Linked DNA regions of Homo sapiens: region 2 is linked to region 1. Evidence: chromatin contacts called from ENCODE Hi-C or POLR2A ChIA-PET data. All regions are on one chromosome and are shown on one strand. The core of a region is the stretch at or near the end of the contact, and the rest is flanking DNA. Distances in the headings are between cores, read along the strand shown.

Region 1 (5,800 bases), core at 549-3,048:
GTTTTGTCAAGTGATGAGAAATTCCAAAAAAATCCTCTAACCCAGACAGGATTCTAAATTTGGGGAAATCCATGGCACTCTTTCAATTTGGAGTGTGGGTCACAAAGATTCCTCAAGAGGTTTTTTTACACTATTTGTAGGAAACTGATATTTGCTGGGTGTTTTGCTTTGTTTTGGTTTGGTTTTAAATCCTTGCATGAATAAAAACAAATGCTAATTTTGTGTCTTTAATGTGTCAGGCATTTTATAGAACACAGAGTTCTAATTACTCCTGTGGCAATTACTGAAGGTGAAACTTTTGGAGAAAATAGGTACCTTGCCGAAATAAATATATTTTATTAGTAGCTTCTTGTGTTTTAAAGCAAATGGAACCTCTGAACTCCTAACACAAGGAGAAGGCAAAGCATTCAGTTCGGGTCTCTCTGGATCTACTGTGGAAGTGGTGGACTCCTCCTTCTGAAGATCTTTAAAAGCAATTGTGCCTGTGTTTATCTGACAAAAAGGACTGATGTGATGTGTTGCTAAATGAGAGACTTTTCAGATTCCCTTTCCACTCTGAGTTTAGAGTTCAAGGCGGGGGAATCTTAAAGGAGAACTTTCCACACTCTTGGAGTAAATAACAATTGAAATATAAAAAATCTGGCGGCGGGGGATGGAGGGGGCATTCTGTAATGGAACTTGTCAGCAAAAAGAAAATGGCAAATAAATGTGAGAAAGGGGCCGAAGGAGGGCAAGACAGTACATAGGGTGCCCCCCACCCACCCGGCTTTTAATGATTCAAGCAAAAAAATCTCTGCTTTGTGTGTAACTGGCACGGTGAACGTGGGAAAGGACACGAAGACCTTTCTCTCCCCACAGCTGGTCCAACTTTCCAATTTTCAGGTTGTTCACAGTGATTTCACTTTCAGTGGAAACGGGCGTCCCATCCCCAGGAAAGGAAGGCTTTCCTGCATGTGTAAAAAAGTAAACTGTTACTTTGTCCTTGCAAAAGAAAACTTCATTCTCTGAACTTCCCCGGGATCTGCAAAGCGCCCCGCGGAACTCCCGGTACTTAGTAGAAGCTCATTAAAGGTCTCTGTTCCCCTTTGCTCCCCGTTCGCCCGCTGGCCCTTTCTCAGAGCCAGACAGGCACAGCGCTGAGAAGGGAAGAAGTCCGAACAGGGAGCTGTGAAGACAAAATAAGGGAGTCCCGAGTCAGTACCCTTTAGTCCAAAGAAAGGGAGCGGGATGGGGGGAAAGGCAGCCCCGCCCTGGGACTGAAAAGTCTGGATTCTTAACAGCTGCAAGGTCGTGGATATTTTATGGGTTTTCTTCCTCACAAAATACACTCCTATAAGCAGAGATTCCCCCCCTCCACCCCGAAGAGAGGTGACGCAATGTCCTCAAACACTACCACCACCCCCAATAAAAAAGAAAAGGGAAGGGGGAGCGTCTTGCAACCCCTTCGCTTCACACAAGTCCAGCCACTCCCTTTCCTCCCAGCCGCTTCCCATCCCTTCCCCCATCCCCTAAAAAGTTTGATGACCGCAAAGGAAACCGAAAAAAAGTTGTCTTGCCCCAGTCCTGGCGGGCCATCAGCATCTCTTTTGTTCGCTGCGAACCCACAGTCCCCCGTGACGTCACCCGGAGCCCGGGCCAATCGGCGCGCGGTCGGCTGCGGCGGCCGGCGGGCGGGCGGGCGGGTGGGGTGGGGCGGGGCGGGGACAGCCCGGCGGGTCTCTCCTCCCCCGCGCCCCGGGCCTCCAGAGGGGCGGGAGGGGACCGTCCCATATAAGCCCCGGCTCCCGGCGCTCGGACGCCCGCGCCGGCTGTGCTGCACAGGGGGAGGAGAGGGAACCCCAGGCGCGAGCGGGAAGAGGGGACCTGCAGCCACAACTTCTCTGGTCCTCTGCATCCCTTCTGTCCCTCCACCCGTCCCCTTCCCCACCCTCTGGCCCCCACCTTCTTGGAGGCGACAACCCCCGGGAGGCATTAGAAGGGATTTTTCCCGCAGGTTGCGAAGGGAAGCAAACTTGGTGGCAACTTGCCTCCCGGTGCGGGCGTCTCTCCCCCACCGTCTCAACATGCTTAGGGGTCCGGGGCCCGGGCTGCTGCTGCTGGCCGTCCAGTGCCTGGGGACAGCGGTGCCCTCCACGGGAGCCTCGAAGAGCAAGAGGCAGGCTCAGCAAATGGTTCAGCCCCAGTCCCCGGTGGCTGTCAGTCAAAGCAAGCGTGAGTACTGACCGCGGGCTGAAACAGGCTGCCTCAGGGATGGGACCCTAAAGCCGACCAAAGTTGGGGCTGAAGTTTTGTGCGCGCGCGTGTGTGCGAGTGTGTGCGCGCTTTACTGAGAGAAACCAGCTGTGCACACAAAAGGACCGAGTTTTGAGCACGCTGGTTCTGAGGGCCTGGGATGATAAGACCGTGCATTGGAGGACGAGGACTCTGCGACTTTCCCGTGTTCTAATAAATTCTGCACGTTCAGATTGTCCTTCTAGGAATTAACCAAAACTTGCCTTTAAAGAGAAAAATGATGCATGTCTATAAATTTTCCGTCTGGGATTAGTGTGGTCCTTACTGCTACTTATTTCCTTCTGTTAAATAATTGGTCAAATATTTTCAACATGGGGGTGGAAAGGGGGTATTGAAATAGCTGTCTTGTTTCTAACTAACTTGGAAGAGATGTAATTGGTTCAGACCTCTTTAGGGCCGCTCAGGATACTTCACCAAGAACAGAGGTTGGAATTCTTTCCGTTTTTCAAAGACACACCCTCCTTTTGCTTTGAGAAAGCTGCTTAAAGTTGTCCTTTTTGACTATTACTCCAAAAGAATATTTAAGTTCCTTGCATGTTTTAAAAATGTGACTTCAATTGTCTGCCTTCCAAAATGTTTCCAACTTTTTTATGTAGACCCCTGGCCAGATGGAAATGACATCATTGTATATAACTTTTAGCAAAGTTAAAAGGAAAAAAATATGTACGTCAATATTCACATGAAGAAAATTCCATAATTTTGGGAAAAGGAGAAATGCAAATGTAACGTTTTCCTTCAATTATTTGCAGCCGGTTGTTATGACAATGGAAAACACTATCAGATAAATCAACAGTGGGAGCGGACCTACCTAGGCAATGCGTTGGTTTGTACTTGTTATGGAGGAAGCCGAGGTTTTAACTGCGAGAGTAAACCTGAAGGTAAGTGACAACAAGCCCCATAGTTAGTATCTTTTAATACATGAAGTGGTAATTGTTAAACTTTGCATTAGTAAGTAAAAATACATACACCATTTTTCTAATAGAATTACCTGTCATTTCCTCTTAAGTTTAAAAACTGCTTATATTTGCTTTTCACATGCTTTTACCTTTAAAACAAAGAAACGAATCTTTCCCAAATTAGTTCCTAGAGTCTTCTTTTTGCTTTACTCTCCCAAAGTTTTTGATGAGAAAAATGAAAGATTTTGTGTGTCCTCCGACAAAAAAAATTGCTTATAAAATTTTAATTTATTAGAAAGCAGTCTCAAATCTTAAACTGTTAGTTTATGAGCCAGAAAACACTTTGGGGACTTACATCGTAAAATGATTTGTCAGCGGCAGTTAACACAAAACCATTAGCCACTTCAAAGTTCTCATTCCTTTAGGACCAATGATATTTTTCTCATAAATTATAGCAACTCTGTCAGAGAAGCACTGATCAGGGGAAAATGGAAATCATAGGATTAACAACTGTCAAGGCCTTGTGGGAGGTGGGGATCTTCGAATTGTTTGTTTGTTTTTGTTTTGTTTTGTTTTTGAGACAGAGTCTTGCTCTGTCACCAGGCTGGAGTGCAGTAGCACTATCTCAGCTCACTGCAACCTCTGCCTCCAGGGTTCAAGCAATTCTCCTGCCTCAGCCTCCTGAGTAGCTGGGACTACAGGCACATGCCACCACACCCAGCTAATTTTCATATTTTTAGTAGAGACGGGGTTTCACCGTATTGGTCAGGGTGGTCTCGAATTCCTGACCTCAGGTGATCCACCCGCCTCAGCCTCCCAAAGTGCTGGGATTACAGGCGTGAGCCACTGTGCCCGGCCAATCGTTTGCTTTTTATGTGAACCTTGCTTTGACTTTCTGAGTCAGAGATTGGAATGTGAAACCCTTCACAAATCTAGCTCTGTCATAAGTTAGTACTTTATATGGCCTTTTCCTAAGAGCCTGAGATTTTTCTACAATATGAATAATTTACAGAAAATTTGACAATATGTCAAGGTCAAAAACCATGGCCTTATTAGAGCTTAGGATAAAAATCTGTATCTCTCACTTCATTTTATTCTTTGAGGTGTACCATGTTACTTGTGGAATAGAGAAGTGGGTTTTCCTTTAGAGGGGATTAGTGAACTAGAAAAGCTTGTACCTAAGTGAGGCTCACATGGACTTTCCTTTTCCCCTCAGCTGAAGAGACTTGCTTTGACAAGTACACTGGGAACACTTACCGAGTGGGTGACACTTATGAGCGTCCTAAAGACTCCATGATCTGGGACTGTACCTGCATCGGGGCTGGGCGAGGGAGAATAAGCTGTACCATCGCAAGTAAGGAAGAGATTGTGTAAAATGATGCCAAAATATCAAATATGAATTTCTCTGTTACCATCACTGTCATTTTCTGTTATCCATGACTGGATATTCCGAACTTTGAGGTTTGCCCCTGGTGACCAGGTACTCTTAAGTGGTCACCCAACTGGTTCCTGTGTTTCTTAAAGACGGGTATGAGCACAGATGGAATCAGTGTTTGATGTGTGTGCGTTTATGAGTGTGTGTGCATTTATGAGTGTGTGTGTTTCTGTACATAGTAGAACCAAGAGACCTCTTGGGTTCCATTTCAGTAAGACATGCTTAGGGGAGTTGCCCATTTTAAATCACCTGGATATCTTCAAGCTAGACAAATCATGAGACTTTTCTGCAGTGACTGGGAAGGTGTTCATGAAGAGTGAACCAGCCATGTGTTGTCTGGTCTTCATGTTTGCAATGCAGAGACCTCTTGCACCTCACAGAAACAGTCTGGTTTCTTGGTGACCAGTAGGTTATACCCAGGAAGCAGATGTCACTATTCCTAGGGATAATACAAAATTATTAACCCAATAGAGTTTGCTAAGGAACTTTGGGAACCGGGCTGATTCTCAACTCTAGTTTAGCTAAGGCACTCTTTCCAGTATGATTCACTGGGTTACCAATAGATTCTATTAAGATAGTATTTAAGTTTTTTAATCCATTCTTTAAATATAAGTCGTCTTAAAGACTTCTATTCAAAAGAACAAGTCCCGTGTGAATAGGCCCAATCAACTTTCCCCATATTTCATGTTAGGGTTTATCCAAGTTCACAGGCAAATCGCAAGAGGCAAGGGTCCATAGTGTTTACAATCTAGTTCAGCATTTGAATGTGCCATTGGGCTTAACAACTTAGAAAACTACCAGGATTTCCACACTTTATATGCATATGTCTGTTTGCTTTCCACCAAAATGACATTTCTATCCTAGGGTAAAATACAGGCTCTCCATGCTCCCAAAAGCTGGAGTGCTGTGCCTGATGTGGCCTTTTCACTGAATTAGTCTCAGTCTTAGCCTGCTGTGTATGAGTGAAGACCAAGCCTCCCAGCCTTTCTTTTCTGCTTAGGACCCAATTTCCTGTGATCTCTCTGGGAAAGCAGGATTCATGACCTCTTCCTTGCCATCCAGATTTCTCTGTGGTTTTCCATTGTGTTCTAAGCAAGACACTTAACTGAATTGACTCCAAGTGACCAGACCTGTTAACGTTTCCCCTGTCTCTGATGGGAAAGCTGTTGTCTGTGTC
Region 2 (5,723 bases), core at 708-3,207, 580 kb before region 1:
GTCCTTGCAATCAATGTCCTGCAACGTCCCGTGTTCCGCTATCTCCTATAACTCTTCCCTTTCCATGGCCCCCTTCTCTCTAGGGCCCCTAGAGTCCATATTCTCCCACAGGTACCCTATAGTTCATTCTCCCTCCTCTGGGGTTTTGCCCATATTCACTCCGCCTGAAATACTCTTCCTGGCGATATCATGGCTAGCTTGCTCACCTCCTTCAAGTTTTTCTTACATGTCACAGTCTCAGCGAGGCCTTCCCTGACCACCTCATTTAAAAGTGCAGGCATCACTCCCCTCCACCCAACACACACACGCACACGCACACATACACGAACACACACGCACGCGCGCGCGCACACGTACGCACGCACAGACGCACGCGCGCACACACACGCGTGCACACACACACCCCGCTCTCCCTGGCACTTCTTATTCCCTTCCCTGCCTTATTTTTCTCCATAGTACATATGGACTCCTAACATATTGAATAATACTTTGTCTGACTTCCCACTAGAACGTTTGCTCCATTAGAGTAAAGATTTGTATTTGTTTCATTCACTGCTTTATTCCCGGCTCTTAGAAAATACCCAGCACATAACAGATGAGATGCTCCATAAATATTTGTTGAATAAATCAGACTGGAAAAGACAAAACTTTAGATTGAACCTTGCATTTGGCGAGGGTATAGGGAAGTAGATACTTTCATATGTTGCTGGTCAGAGAGTAAATTCGGATTATTTCTTTGGGGAGCAATTTGGCAAGATCCATCAAAATTAAAAAGGCACCTGACCAATGACCCAGCAATTCAACTGCCAAACATTTATCCAATAGATATATATATCTTTAATTTTATTTTTTTTTTTTTGAGACGGAGTCTTGCTCTGTCACCCAGGCTGGAGTGCAGTGGCGTGATCTCGGCTCACTGCAACCTCCGCCTCTCGGGTTCGAGCAATTCTCCTGCCTCAGCCTCTTGAGTAGATGGGACTACAGGCGCCCGCCACCATGCCCGGCTAATTTTTGTATTTTTAGTAGAGACGGGGCTTCACCATGTTGGCCAGGATGGTCTCAATCTCTTGACCTCATGATCCGCCCGCGTCGGCCTCCCAACTTGCTGGGATTACAGGCTTGAGCTACCGCGCCCGGCCTATCCAATAGACATTCTTGCAGACGTGTTCAAATACTTTGGTTCAAGAATGTTCACTGCAGCATTATCTTAATAATGAAAGGCCGGAATCCACCCATATGTCCATCAATAGGGGTCTGAGTAAGTAACATGTGGGCATCCTTAAAACTGCTTAGCATGCAACTGTTAAAATGAGAGGAGGATATCCACGCGCTGACAAGGGACAGCCTCCATGATACACTGAGTCAAAAAAGCCAGGTGCAGAAATGTGTGGAGTATGCCGCTGTTTGGGTCAAAGGGATGAGGACAGGCACATATATTAACAAGTTTGTACAAGCACAAATAAATACAACTATATATAAATAGCTCTGGAAACTCACAAGTGGTTGCCTCACAAATAGGGGCTATTTAAGGACTAGGAGGTTTGAAAACAATTTTTCAAATCATTGTAAATATATTATTTAAAAAAAAACCCTACGCCGATATGCATCAATCCATGCTCTTTTGGTAACTTTTACTCTGTGTGGAGCTGACATCAAAAACATGCCCAAAACTCTGCTTTGAAGGCCTGTAGGGGTGGGGGAGGATCTTTAATTTCCTCGCGCAGTGAAGCCAATAAAAGGTACGAATAGATTCAGCCCAACCTCGTGCTCTGTGGCTCCAGGGCTTTCCCCTCCCCGCCCTCCCCCAGCCCGGCTGCCAGCCTCCGGTGCCCTGGGATTTTGAGGACTGGCTGGAGTCCCTGCTTCACCCTTAGAGGGCGGTAGCGGGGCGTCTCGTGGACGCATGCGCCCCAAATTGCGCTCGGGGAATTAAAAGAGGGGAAAAAAAGCCCGAAGAAAACTCACGCCCCAAACAAAACGCAAGGAGAGGAGGGCGCGCGGCCTGCAGCCCTCGCCCGCGTCCCCGGCCGCGGCGTGATGCGCGCGGACCAGCCCGCGACGCCCGGGCTGCCGCTGTCCCCGCACCTGGACGCTGGCGCGGTGGCCGCGCCCCAGCCTCGATCGCTCGCCGCGGCGACTCGGCCCCAGGCTTCCGGCGCCGGTGGGGGCCCTCGCTCTCCATGGGGCTGAGGGACTGGCTGAGAACCGTGTGCTGCTGCTGCGGGTGCGAGTGCTTGGAGGAGCGCGCCCTGCCTGAGAAGGAGCCCCTCGTCAGGTGGGTGCGCCGCCCGGGCCGGGATCTGGGCTTACCTGGGCCGTAGCCGGGCGCCGAGAGTGTGGACACCTGTGTGCTTGTGTGAGTTGGGGAGGTGGGCTTGCTGGAAGGGCACGCGGAGGCGCCATCTCAGCCCCTTGGTTCCTTATGGGATGTTTTGGGTTTGTTCCTTGAGTAAGATTTTTGCCGAAAAGCACAAATCTTCGGAGACACCTGAGACCCAGCTGGATGTCTGTGCAAAGTGCCAAGAATTCGGGTGTCCTACCTGGGCAGGGAAGTAAGGGAGAGAAGTTGATCAGAAGTTTCCATAGGGGTCTGATAAAATACAACTGTGACTGGGTATTTGATCGGTATATTACAGTGAAACGGGCGACTGTGGATTTCTGTGCCACTCAGCAAAAAAGTTGTCTATTTCTCATTCAATTTTATTACCCAACGAAGACGATTCCAGTGACTGAGTATAAGGAAATATTTTTCACATGAAAAAAATGCATGTTTCATCAAGGGGCAGCCTATTCACTAGGATGTTGATTCATTACAGGTTAAGCTATGAAGTGTGAGGAAATGTAATGCTCATTAGCAATAAGCTAAGAGGCTTTGTGAAGAGACCATACCAGCCCAGTTTTGTTCAGGGCTGTGATTTTAAGCAATCATTTTCTATCTTGAGTTTGCTGAAATCGAGGCTGGACTAGGTCATGCCTCAGGGGTAGACATGACAGAAACAGAATATTTAAAATGGAATTAGGAAACAGTATTTCAGGTGGAATTCCAGGGTTGAGTAAGCAAATACTAAAGCCAGGGTTTCTTTCTTTTGAAGTATGAAACTCACGTAATACAGCTTGCACAACTTTTTCTAAGGAATGATTTACCTTTTCTTACTCTATCAAGTCCAAACACCCCCTTGACTTTGGAGATCTTACATAACCCCTTCCTGCCTGTCCACTCTGATTTTCCAGTACATTAAACAGTGTACACTCCTTGCGGCCGTGGGAATAATCCACTCATTGGCTCCAACCCTCCCTCAAGTGGTGACCTTTATCCTTGCTCCTCCTTCCCAAAAGCTATTTTCAAGGCCTTCTCAAGCAATCTTCTTTGATTACTTTGCCCTTATCCATCTTCCTCTTCTAGGATGTAGTACTTAGAAATTACCATCTACTCCTCGCTGTTTGGTAAGCACACATGTATATAAACATGTAACTCATGTATATTATATATATAAAGTCATACACACAATATACAGTGATTTTGATTGCTCTTGTCAATGACACTCCCACTTAGATTTTTAGATTATTGTGTGTAGGGAGAAATGGAATAATCTATCTCTAATCTAATAGGTAGTGGGTAACTGCAATCTAGAATTTTATGCTTAGGTTATACACTGAACTTGTCAGGGCTCTTAGTAACATGAAATACAGACTTGAGCTTAGTTTCAACCTCAGAGGCTTGAGTATTTCCAGTTTTCTGTCCAGGATTGCTGTTTCAGTTAATAGTTCTGGTTGTTTTAAAATCTTAGATGCTCTCCTGTCTTAGCTTCTATCCAGTGAATACAAGTCAGTGAATTTTGCATGTGATTTTAAGAAGCCCCAGGGTCAATTGGAGCGGAGTAGCATAGGGCTTGTGAATCAGGTTGCCTGGAATGAGTCTGCTCACCCAACTAGGTAACCTGGCACAAGTTATTAAAATTATTTGTGCCTCAATTTCATCATCTGTAAAATGGGGATGATAATAGTACATACTTCAAAGGTTTGCCACGAGAGATGAAAGGAGATAATACATATAAAGTGCTTAGTATAGAGTGTGACACATAGTTAACACTCAATAAATTGTAGTTATTAATTATCATTGTTATTCTGAGCATGTGGGTATGAGTGGACTGGTCTCATGTGGTTTGGTGTCATTCTGGCACCATTTCCATATAACAATATTTGGGAAGAACAGCTTATTAATGGATACGTGGAACAGTGGCGTGTGTGTATATGGGTACCTGCAGGTTCTTTCCTATACAAGGCATCTGAAGATTGGTTCTGAAAACTTTTTTTTAGTTGATTTAAAAATTTTTTAAAGTATGCAATTCAGTAGTTTTTAGTACATTCACAAAGTTAAGCAACAATCACCACTATTTTTTTTTTTTTTTTTTGAGACGGAGTCTTGCTCTGTTGCCCAGGCTGGAGTGCAGTGGCATGATCTCGGCTCACTGCAAGCTCCGCCTCCCAGGCTGACACCATTCTCCTGCCTCAGCCTCCCGAGTAGCTGGGACTACAGGTGCCGGCCACTGCGCCCGGCTAATTTTTTGTATTTTTAGTAGAGACGGGGTTTCACCGTGTTATCCAGGATGGTCTCTATCTCCTGACCTCGTGATCTGCCTGCCTCGGTCTCCCCAAAGTGCTGGGATTACAGGCGTGAGCCACTGCGCCTGGCCGATCATTGATCATTTGTCTGTAAAATAGTGAGTGACTTTTGGTTCAAAATTTCATCTTATTAATTAAAAGAAATACTTGGAGTATGTAATCACTGGTTTTCTGTGGTTGCCACCACCACTTCCCATAAACGTAGTGGCTTTTAAAACAAGAGAAATCTGCCGGGCACGGTGGCTCACGCCTGTAATCCCAGCACTTTGGGAGGCCGAGGCGGCCGGATCACAAGGTCAGGAGATCAAGACCATCCTGGCTAACACGGTGAAACCCCGTCTCTACTAAAAATACAAAAAATTAGCCGGGTGTAGTGGCGGGCGCCTGTAGTCCCAGCTACTCGGGAGGTTGAGGCAGGAGAATGGCGTGAACCCGGGAGGCGGAGCTTGCAGTGAATGGAGATCGCGCCACTGCACTCCAGCCTGGGCGACAGAGCGAGACTCCGTCTCAAAAAAAAAAAAAAAAAAAAAGAGAAATCTTTTCTTTCACAGTTCTAGAAGCCAAAAGTCTGAAATCAAGGTTTCCGCAGGGCCACAGTCCTTCCAAAGGGTGTAGGGGAGAATCATTTTTCACTGATTCCAGCTTCTGGTTGCTCCCAATGTTCCTTGACTTGTGGCCACACAGCTTCAGTCTTTGCCTCCCTTCATCTTTGATGTGTCTCTCCTCTGTGTCTCAAATCTCCCTTTCTTTTCTCTTATGAGGACACCAGTGATTGGATTTAGGGTCTGTCCTAAAACCTAGGATGATTTCATCTCAAGATCCTTGACTTAATTACATCTGCAAAGACCTTGTTTTCAAATAAGGTCATAATTATAGTGACTGGGGATTAGGACTTGGACATATCTTTTGGGGGGAAACTATTCAGCCCATTACAGAGTACTTTTGAAAGATGTGTGAGCCCAAAGCATTGGTAATTATTTCACTTTTGCAGCATGGCTTTCTTCCATCAGTGATAAGAGCATGCTCTTGCCATATAAAAATCTACCTGAGGCCAGGTGCAGTGGGTCACACCTGTAATCCCAGCACTTTGGGAGGCCGAG

The links. A loop is a pair of places that touch in the nucleus more often than their neighbours do. ChIA-PET counts read pairs that join two places held with the same protein, here RNA polymerase II (POLR2A). Pooled maps may share reads with other maps.
Region 2: a loop to region 1 is called in a map of Caco-2, with 5 times the contacts of the local background. The contact joins the promoter of MREG here to the promoter of FN1 in region 1. A Hi-C loop is called at or near these places in 2 of 168 maps with a recorded cell type or tissue (Caco-2 and esophagus squamous epithelium) and 7 of 50 pooled maps. POLR2A ChIA-PET finds 5 or more read pairs at or near these places in 1 of 52 experiments (endothelial cell of umbilical vein).

Annotation. Positions count from the first base shown.
Region 1 is chr2:215,432,066-215,437,865 of GRCh38, reverse strand. It overlaps FN1 (fibronectin 1), which reads left to right and starts at 1,798. Exons shown (of 46, transcript NM_212482.4): 1 at 1,798-2,211; 2 at 3,042-3,170; 3 at 4,405-4,542. The coding sequence starts at 2,064. It overlaps FN1-DT (FN1 divergent transcript), which reads right to left and starts at 2,175. Exons shown (of 2, transcript NR_187198.1): 1 at 1,557-2,175; 2 at 1-947. RefSeq lists silencers at 1,615-1,704, 1,715-1,774 and an enhancer at 3,287-4,486.
Region 2 is chr2:216,009,785-216,015,507 of GRCh38, reverse strand. MREG (melanoregulin) reads left to right here and starts at 1,957. Exons shown (of 5, transcript NM_018000.3): 1 at 1,957-2,275. The coding sequence starts at 2,181. RefSeq lists a silencer at 1,753-2,162 and an enhancer at 2,135-2,902.